2 separate regions of the Homo sapiens genome follow, and region 1 is linked to region 2. A link is a loop called in an ENCODE intact Hi-C map of the cell type or tissue named here. Cell type or tissue: Calu3. All regions are shown on one strand. Links, peaks and the distances in the headings refer to the core of each region. The heading gives the core; the rest is flanking DNA. Region 1 overlaps CACNA1D (calcium voltage-gated channel subunit alpha1 D). Region 2 has its middle 28 kb from the start of DCP1A.

What was found. Peaks named below come from ENCODE experiments on the same cell type or tissue, not always from the same donor. Only the 100,000 strongest peaks of a DNase experiment are listed, where the experiment ranks them.
Region 1: a loop joins it to region 2, with 6 times the contacts of the local background. A loop is called at or near these places in 7 of 110 quality-filtered maps.

Annotation. Positions count from the first base shown.
Region 1 is chr3:53,511,505-53,516,883 of GRCh38, reverse strand. All of the region lies in intron 3 of CACNA1D (calcium voltage-gated channel subunit alpha1 D), which reads right to left. Among named protein-coding and RNA genes, the nearest start is that of CACNA1D, 20 kb to the right of the region's middle. RefSeq lists an enhancer at 4,540-5,041. In Calu3, for the core only: a CTCF peak has its summit at 3,110 (motif pointing right); a DNase peak (open chromatin) is centred at 3,123.
Region 2 is chr3:53,373,246-53,378,624 of GRCh38, reverse strand. No RefSeq gene overlaps it. Among named protein-coding and RNA genes, the nearest start is that of DCP1A, 28 kb to the right of the region's middle. RefSeq lists a silencer at 3,342-3,391. In Calu3, for the core only: a CTCF peak has its summit at 3,412 (motif pointing left); a DNase peak (open chromatin) is centred at 3,404.

The DNA.
Region 1 (5,379 bases), core at 172-5,171, 140 kb before region 2:
TCTTATGGGTTTATTCCCTCAGCAAAGAGTCATTTAAGTTAACGCCTCCTAGCTTCATCTGCCTCACCTGCAAAATGGGGACGCTAGTAACTACCGTATGGCTTGTCGTCCAGATAGGCAACACAGAAAAAATGCTGGGCCTGGTGCCTGCAATCAAAAGGTGCAGGCCCCAAGACACAGGCCCTACTAGTTCATTGCACAGAGGGGAACATACTTCCATGAAGCCATCAATGTGGCCACAAACACCAACCCGAGTCCTCACACTGTACTTGGTCTTTCTGCTTTCAGTCACAGGGCTCCCTGCCGCTGAAAATGCTGACCTCAGCGTCTCAGCAGGAGGCCTTTCTGCTGCAGCACCACTCACCCAGTGCCCCCACCAGGCTTCCACACAGCGCTATGCTGTGGGTGAGCCCTGAGCTATGAGTAGAAACTAGCCCCTTGCTGAGGAAAGGGAAGGGAAGGGAAGGGCACACTCCTCTTTCCAACCTCCGTGGACTAGGCCACAATAAGGGAAAAAATCATAAGGCAAAGAAAGGCAGCAATCATGGAAGAACACAGGGATTTAACAGGTGTGCCGTGTGACTGATTCTCAAAACCCTATGGCACTTCAAGGGGGGTATAGGAAAAGATTCCCCCAGTGCTCAGATACTGCCAAACCTTAAACTTCACTGGGAGGTAAGACTCTCTTGAACTATTCTTGACCAGTTAACTAATGCCTTCTGGTAAATGAGAGCTCCCTCGCACATTATTTGTATTGACTCCTCACAAAGATCCCACATGAAAAGTGAGATGAGAATTATTATCTCTGTTTTACAGATGAGGAAGCCAGACCAAGGGAGGTGAGATCATTTGTTCATTCCCAAACCCAGTCAGTCAGCATCAAACCTAGAAACCAAACCAAGATCTGTCTTCCTCCAGAGTCTCCACTCTCCTGATACGGTGGAAGGCTGAAGAGAGAGAGAGCCAGAGCAGGGCAGAGCCTAAATGCCTGAGAAAGTGGGACTAGATGCACAAGGAAATCAATGGGCCAGCATCTGTTGTTCACAGAGGGTTCCCTTGCAAAATCGCCTTTAATCCTCTCAACAACATGACTATTAATAATGCTATGATCCCCATCTTACAGGTGAGAAAACAGAGGTCAGGGACCACATGTCAGAGAAGCAAGCCCATCACCTGGGTCCTGAGGAGCCCTAGCTCTGGCAAGCCAGCTCCCATCTGTGAGCCTTGGTCTCTTACCCGAGTGACCTGCAGGGAGGACTCCATGACACGAGGAACACAGTGTGGCAGAAAGGGCAGGAGAGGTCCACATCCTAATTCTGCTGCTTACTTGCTGTTTGCTCTTGGGCAAGTCATTCAACTGCCCCACACCTTGGCTGCCTGGTGTGTCAAATATCAGCAATGTTCACAAGGCTGCTGTGAGGATAAAAATCAGACCCTATGATGAAGTGCCGTATAGGCCGTCCCTGACCACGCAGGTGTTAGTGATTGTTTTCACGACTCCAAATCTAGGAACTGCACGACCATCGGGCCAGAATCCCCCTGACATCGTTGTGCTCCTTAGCTCCTGCTTTATTTCCTCTTCTGAGCAACATTTAAGTCAAGAGACAATCAGGGGCTCCCACCTGGGCCAAGCAGAGAACAAGAGACACCTGGTGGATTTCAAGTCGGCTGAGAAAGTCACACGTAAAGAAACCACCAAGCCTTGTGGGTAGTGTGCTGAGCTTTGAACTTTTTACCCCGGACCACCATGTAGAGGCAGGCTTCAGTCTTCTAGCTGCAGCAGAATCAGATCCTGACCATTAAACTAGCCCCCTCTCTGTCCTTGGTGTTCCAAGGGAATTAACCACCCTTTATTGTCTAAATGATGATGGGGTATGGTCCAGGTCTAGGCCCTCCTATGGCCAGCAGGCTCATTTTCAGTTCATTTCTTCACCAGATCCGCTGCAAAACCCTCTATGACCACTAAAGTCTTAGGCTATTCGGTGGGACAGATGCACTAGCTCAGTCTGGTAAGAACACCTAAAAAAATGGCTTTAGAAATTAAACTCCAATCCAAGCAAACTGTCCAGGAAGCTCTTCTAGTATGGCAGGAGGGACCCATCACTATCCAATCCTCCATCCAGCCAGCTCTTCACCAGGTGCCCCAGAGCAAGCCGGCTGGTCTTCCCAAGCCTCAGTTTCTTCATCTACAGCTAAGGCTAACGACACCTACCTCACAGGACTGCTGTGAGGCTGAAGCCCATCTTAAACCTCTGGCTCACAGCACAGTGCTTTCTAGGAGCCAGGGCCTGTGATAACACCTTTAGCCATTTTATTTCCTCTTCCACAGAGAAAGAGCAGATGCAGAAAGGGCTTGACCCAGTCACAGAGCCAGTGAAAGGCAAAGCTGGGACTGAATCCTAACCTGGAAAGTTTCTATGCCAGTCCCCAGACCTTGGTTCCAATCACTAATCAAAAGCATGAATGTGAAGCCTAGCCAGAGAGACCCCCACCCCCCACGCCCCCAAAAGGTTCTGCCGTCAGCTCCCCCATGGTCTCCTCTCTGGCTCTGCCCTTTGGTCATACCCTCCTCCGCTTGGTGTTTAGGCATCATCAGCCTGTGAGCCTGGACTCCCTTTCATGGCCTAGTACTTGAGCGTGGGCGCTTGAGTCAGAAGTCCGGGTGTGAATCCTGGCCCTGCCAATTACCAGGAGCACGGCCTCGTGCAAGCAATATAACCATTTCTAGCCTTGTTTCCTCACCTGTAAAATGAGGATTTTTTTAACAGTATCTCCCTTGTGGGTTTATGGTAAAGATTAAATGGGAATTAGAGGAGATTACAGTCATGCATAGCTTAACAACAGGTATAAACAACAGGGTCCTGAAAAGTGCATTGTTAGGCAATTTCATCACTGTGTGAACACGGAGTGTACTTACACAGACCTAGATGGTACCACCTACTACATACCTAGGTTATATGGGATCGCCTGTTGCTGCTAGGCCACAAACCTGTACAGCATGTGACTGTGCTGAATACTATAGGCAATTATAACACCAGTTGTATCTAAATATACAAAAGGTACAGTAAAAATACTGTATAAAAGCCAAAATACAGTACACCTGTAGAGGGCACTCACCATGAATGGAGCTTGCAGGACTGGAAGTTGCTCTGAGTGAGTCAGTAGTGATGAGTGAATGTGAAAGCCTACACTACCATACACTTTATAAATACCGTACACTCAGACTACATTGAATTTACTTATTTTTATTTTTTCAGACGGGGTCTCAGTCACCTAGGATGGAATAAAGTGGCACAATCTCGGCTTACTGCAATCTCCATCACCCAGGCTCAAGTGATTCTCCCACCTCAGCCTCCTGAGTAGCTGCAATCACAGGCGTGTGCCACCACGCCCAGCTAATTTTTTTGTATTTTTGGTAGAGACGAGGTTTCACCAGCTGGTCTCGAACTCCTGAACTCAAGCAATCTGCCCACCTCGTCCTCCCAAAGTGCTAGGATTACAGGTGTGAGGCACGCCTGGCTACCAAATTTATTTTTAAAATAAAGTAATTGTGCTACAATGTTACAAAGGCACAATGACTACGATGTCACTAGGCAACAAGAATTTTTTAGCTCCATTATAATCTTATGGGACCACCGACTTTGATCTTGGCTGATGAACTGAAACACTGTTATTCAGCACAGGACCCTATATAGAAAGCCCACCTAGCTCAGCAATGTCAGCCAATGTCAGCTAGTAACAAAGGCAATAACCACTGTGCCTCCAGTTATAGTCAGAAAGACAGGGCAAGCTAACCACACAAAAACAAGAAACTGAGGAAAGACCCACTGCATTTGTTAGCCAGCTCTGCTGATTCTCTCCTGCCCTACTACATCCGCTGGCCTGTGCCCTGGCTATTTCCATAAAATAAATGTGGCAATCTATGGTCAAATGATTTCTACAGGTTGGTATGTATGAAGAAAGCAATAAAGTATTTTATGAAATTAAGCAGGGGAGGGAGAGGTGATGGAAACTATCTTTCGGAAGATGTATTATGGCAAAAACCGTCATTAGGTTTGCACCGACCTAATACTACACAAAGAAAATAATTGAAGAGATAATGAAAAGTTGACTCAATGCCCAGCTTGCTTTAAAGAGACAATCTTTTGTCATCACTGCCCCTGCTGTTCTTAGACCCTGTCCCTTGGTCAGATAGGAGATGCCCAACTTCAACCTGGAGTCATAGTTGTAACTGAGGTGGGTAGGAAGAAAACAGATTGGGAGACAGATGCTCTGCCCTACATCCCCATGCGGTTCGTCTCTCACTGTGTAACCCAGGGCAGGTCATGCTGGCGGGTCTGAAAAAGGAACAGACCCATATGGAGGTTTCTGATGTCCTCTCCAATCCCAACCTCATCATGTCTGTGATTCCTCATTCAGGGTCAATCAAAACCAGGCGGTCTAACCTACTATTGTCCCACCTGGCTTTAATAACATCAATTAACTGATTCATTTGGCCAACCTAAAACACGCCAAAGCTTTCTCTACCCCACCACACTAGTACCAACCCATGGATGTCTAGGAAAAGATTTATTAAACACCTGTCTTTTACCAAATTCTAGCTGGCTGTCTCTACTTTGCCACATTCTAATTTAGAATTTTGGATGTTTTAATTTCACTCCCACCAGATAAAAATTCTGAAAAGAGCTTTAGAAAGATTCACCATTAATTTATATTTCAATAATTCAGAATTTGTGTAAGCCTACAGAGAAGTACAATTTTGCATTATCGTGAAAAAAGACCAAGGGGCTAATTACTGACATAAAAGGGCAGCATTTTACCCATTTAAGCTGCTTTCACACCGTTTCAAAGCAGTCATTTAAATATAAACAGTGTTTCATTATACCCTGTTGTTATCTATTTACTGAAGAATATTCAAGGATTTCTTATTTTTAAAAATATTGGTCATTTATTTAAATTACATTAGAGTAAAATAATAAAACCACATATATTCAAATATGGTTTTACGGGGGCAGGGGAGGATGTTCTTTGCATAAATTCCTGTATCCCTTTGTATTTTGAGTTAAACCAAGTTAGCACAAAGAGGGAATGTGTCTAATGGGACTATATTTTACCCGTAATAAATGCTTTAAAAAGTACTTTATGAATGATTAAATAATGGCTATGTTAAACTACTCTTTTTTCATCTTCCCAGCTTTCATCCTATACTAATTTATATAATCAAAAAGCAGCGTTTTTATAGAAATGAGAAGTACTTCCATTTTCATTATACCACAGTTTAATGTCGTACCCTGACCCCTGAAAAACATGAATGCAGGGACCATCTGCTTGCGCGGCATTTCTGACCCCGACAAAAGCACGGCGAAGACATGGCTCATT
Region 2 (5,379 bases), core at 297-5,296:
CCGGTGAAACCCCGTCTCTATAAAACTACAAAAAAATTAGCAAGGCTTGGTGGCGGGTGCCTGTAGTCCCAGCTACTCGGGAAGCTAAGGCAGGAGGATGGCGAGAACCTGGGAGGCCAAGCTTGCAGTGAGCTGAGATCACACCACTGCACTCCAGCCTGGGTGACAGAGCAAGACTCAAAAAAAAAAAAAAAAAAGAAAAGAAAAGAAACCTGCATATGTACCCTCAAATCTAAAATAAAAATTACACAGTAGCTCACACCTGTAATCCCAGCACTTTGGGAGGCCAAGACAGGAAGATCACTTGAGGCCAGGAGTTCCAGCCCCATCTGGACAACAAGTGAGACCTCATATCTAAAAAAAAAAAAAATTAAATTAAAGTTAAATGGAATGACTACAAATCAAAAATAAAAATAAAGTGATCTCTTGAGCTGCTCAGAATACTCTGTTACGGGATGGTAGCATGGACATCAATGAGGAGTTTATTGCAATTACCCAGACAAGAGCTAAAGGGGCTTAGACAAGGGGGTAGCTGTGATCATGAGAAGGGGTCAGATTCTGGATATATTTTGAAGGGAGGACCAAGAGGATTTGCTGATATATGCAATACAGGGAGTGAGAAAAACAGAGAAGTAAAGCATGACGACAAAATGTTTGGTCTGAGCCACTAGAGGGAAGGCTATGGGATGAGCAAGTTGAAGGACAGGAAGGTGTGGTGACTCGGGAGTCCTGTTTTGGTCGTGTTGATTTTGTATTGCATATTAGACATCCAAGAGTAGATGAATAGATTAGCTCTGGAATCAGAGGAAAGGTCCAAATTTAGGAGTTGATGCCATATATGTGTATGGGGTTTAAGCCCCTGAGACTGGAAGAGGGCCCCTGGAGAGTGAGTATGAAGAAGAGCAGAGATGCCCCAGCCCTGGGGCCTTAAGACAGCAGGAAGGGCCAGGCGCAGGGGCCCTCGCCTGTAATCCCAGCACTTGGGAGGCTGAGGTGGGTGGATCACTTGAGGCCAGGAGTTCAAGACCAGCCTGGCCAACGTGGCAATACCCCGTCTCTACTAAAAATACAAAAAAATTAGCTGGGTGTGGTGGCACACACCTGCAATCCCACTACTTGGGAGGCTGAGGCAGGAGAATCACTTGAACCCAGGAGGTGGAGGTTGCAGTGAGCCGAGATCATGCCAATCACTCCAGCCTGGGTGACAGAGCAACACTCTGTCTCAATAAAAAAACAAAGCTGAAAGAGAGAATGGGAGGAGAGGACCTGGAGAGAGACAGTACAGTACAGAATCCTCTTTAGAGAACCCAATGAATGAAAGAAAGCAAAGAGACAAAGAAGGTAGGGTCAACACAGGGTTTTCTGAAAATGAGGCCTCTGCGGAACCCTGTGTTTGCAGGAGCTAGGCACCCAAGCTCACCAGCAGTGCCTGTCCTACCAAGAATCAGAGGCCTCAGTCACCCCTCCGAGGGTACTACTGTGGGGCTGAACCCAGAAACTTCTCCTTTAACTTCAAGTGCACAACAGTAATAAGTGCTTTTATTTTTAGAGTCACTTACTATGCACCAGGCTCCCTAGACATCATTATTACCCCAACTTACAAAGGCAGAAGCAAAGACTTCTGCGAGAAAGGCAAGAATTAGGGAAGGCCTGCATGTGAGGAGAGAATGATCCAGTGGAAAGGGGAGAAAACTGGGAGAGGGGACAGTTGCTGGGGCAATGCTCTCCAGCGGTGCTGGCATGAAGCAGTTAGCTGCAAATAAATCCAGCAGCATGGTCTCACAGGACAGCATGCCAGGGACACAGATTTCTTAGGGGAGGAAAACTGTCACTGGGTTTGTTCTATTTAAGGGACCCAGAGAATGAATCTGTGATGCGTCCTCATCCTTGGGCAGCATCTTCCTGTAAACACTCTCCTATGATCAGGCCTTAAATCAGCTATGATTATTCTTCATTAATAACAGTCCCACCTAACAACTACACAGTACCCTCTTCCCAAGAGTCTTTCAATTTTTAAAATTATTTTTAGTTTTTCAAGAGGAAATGACAGAGAAAACAAAACATAATCCCGCTGTACAGATATATATTAATATATAAATAATATATAATATTAATATATATTTCAATATATATTATATATTACATAAAATATATATTATACATACATTTTTATAGTTATATTTTTATATAGTATATATTTTTATATACTTCATATATATGATTTTTTTTTAATTTTTTGTGTGTGTTTGTGGTAGGGTCTCACTCTGTCGCCCAGGCTGGAGTGCAGTGACACAGTCTTGGCTCACTGCAACCTCCACCTCCCGGGCTAAGCGATTCTCGTGTCTCAGCCTCCTGAGTAGCTGGAATTACAGGCTCACACCACCACAACTGGCTAATTTTTGTATTTTTTGTAGAGACAGGGTTTCACCATGTTGGCCAGGCTGGTCTCTAACTCCTGGACTCAGGAGATCTGCCCGCCTCAGCCTCCCAAAGTGCTGAGATTACAGGTATGAGCCACTGCACCCGGCTTATATATATATATTTTAAGACAGGATCTTACTGTGTTGCCCAGGCTGGAGTGCAGTGTCACCATCACAGCTGACTGCAGCCTCAAACTCCTGAGCTCCTCCCACCTCAGCCTCCCAAGTCTGGGACTACAGGCAGGAACCACAGCAGTGGCCCCCTGTTAATATTTTTAATAGAAATAATAAAATGAAGAGTAAAGCCTCCCTCCCCTGTCCTAGTCTATTCCGTAAAGATAACCACAGCTCTTTATTTTTCTAGAAAAAAATTGCATATATCACCTATATGTTTGAGTAAAAATTCATACACAAAACCCATCATGCTATAAATTACTACTCTGCACCTCAGTCTTAATATATCTTGGCAATTTTTATCTACATATTTATTTTAACGGTCATGGTGCACGTTTTAAAAAGTGCTTTGCCAGGCCATGCAGGTGGCTCATGCCTGTAATCCCAGCACTTTGGGAGGCCGAGGCGGGCAGATTACCTGAGGTCAGGAGTTTGAAACCAGCCTGACCAACATGGTGAAACCCCATCTCTATTAAAAATACAAAAATTAGCCAGGTGTGGTGGTGTGCGCCTGTAATCCCAGCTACTCGGGAGGCTGAGGCAAGAGAATCGCTTGAACCTGGGAGGCAGAGGTTGTGATGAGCCAAGATCGCGCCACTGTACTCCAGCCTGGGCGACAGAGCGAAACTCCGTCTCAAAGAAAAAAAGAAAAGCGCTTTGCCATTTGTCATATCTTAGTCTCATCGAAACACATTGAGAAAAGAATACTTTATTTTGCAGATAACAAAATTGACCCAGAGTGACATTAAGTGACCTGTCCAAGGTCTCCCGGGAGTTGGAAGCTGAGGCAATAGTAGACACTGGGTTCCTGTCACTCCCTGTACCACAGCGCCTCCCAGTGGCGTCCAGGTGACATTTTTCACCCACAGCACTACTGGGGCCATCCAACACACCCTCTTCCTCCACATAGTCCACCAGATCTCAGGAAAATTTTCATCCACATTATTAAGACCATCCCATAGTCAAAAGCAATATGTCTCTTTTTTTTTTTTTTTAGATGGAGTCTCACTCTGTCGCCCGGGCTGGAGTGCAGTGGCATGATCCCAGCTCAATGCAACCTCTGCCTCCTGGGTTCAAGCAATTCTCCTGCCTCAGCCTCCCGAGTAGCTGGGACTACGGGCACATGCCACCACTCCCAGTTAATTTTTGTATTTTTAGTAGAGATGGGATTTCACCATGTTGGCCAGGCTGGTCTCAAACTCCTGACCTCAAGTGGTCAGCCTGCACTGGCCTCCCAAAGTGTTAGGATTACAGGCATGAGCCACCACGCCAGGCCCCACTGTGTCTCATTTTTACAGACTTTCTTTATTCATGAAATAATTTTTATAGCCATTGCATTGGGATTTAAAATTCTAAATAGAAAGTTAAGTTGTACATCTTATAATATCTAATATTCTAAGCCTTTCAGAGTGGAAAGAGAAGATATGGATGCTAGGGTAAGTTACTTTTGATCAATTTTTTTTAAGTCCAATGTACAGAGTATGTTCAAATGTCTGTGGTTCTTAACTTTTTTGTGAGACACGGACCCTTTTGTTGAAAATCTGATGAAAGCTACCAATCCTCTCCGGTGACAAAAGCACAGACACCTAAAATCTTGCCTTCAATACCAAGGCATTCATTAGAACTTCTAAGGACCATCCACAGGCCCCAGGTAAAAAAGCATTGCAATAGGGCCGGGCGCGGTGGCTCAAGCCTGTAATCCCAGCACTTTGGGAGGCTGAGGCGGGCGGATCACAAGGTCAGGAGATCGAGACCATCTTGGCCGACATGGTGAAACCCCGTCTCTACTAAAAATACAAAAAAAATTAGCCGGGCGTGGTGGTGGGCGCCTGTAGTCCCAACTACTGGGGAGGCTGAGGCAGGAGAATGGCGTGAACCCGGGAGGCAGAGCTTGCAGTGAGCGTAGATTGCGCCACTGCACTCCAGCCTGGGAGACAGAGCAAGACTCCATCTCAAAAAAAAAAAAGCATTGCAATAATGATTTAGTCCCCCGATTTTGCTATACCAAGTATATCTACATTACCAGCAGTGTCACAACATGCTTTTAATTCATTCTTACTTTTAACATATATGCCAAATCTCAGCTAAGTTGGCTATTTGTGGGTATATCAGTATAAGTTCAATTAGCACAGAAAATCTGAAAACCCTGAAATATTTTCTTTCAGTTTTTTTAGAGAATTAACTTTTCCATTGACAAGGCTGATCAACAAAAAGACATTTAAATTAAGATTTGACTTATATTATACAATGATACTTGACACTCATCTTACACTGAAAACAAAACCAAACCAAAGGGAAGTCCAGACTTGGATACGGTGAAGAGTGGTGGAGGGGATACAGGATTCATCTCATCAACTAATCACTTCTTTCAGAAATATAATTAACCTTAGGAGCAGACAAAATTTACTCTGTGGCTTTGGGGTGGGCAAAAAACACTCCATATAGAAAATCCTTTATTCTACCATCTTTCAAATCTTCCATTCTAATTAGGGTATCCTTTTCTGAGGTGCCTTAAGAATCATCTTCTGGCCAGATACAGTGGCTCACGCCTATAATCCCAGCACTTTGGGAGGTCAACACAGGCAGATCACTTGAGGCCAGGAGTTCAAGACCCACCTGGCCAACATGGCAAAATCCCATCTCGACTAAAAATACAAAAATTAGCCAGGCGTGGTGGTGGGCATCTGTAATCCCAGCTACTTGGGAGGCTGAGGTGGGAGGATCACTTGAACTCAGGAGGTGGAGGTTGCAGTGAGCCGAGATGGCACCACTGCATTCCAGCCTG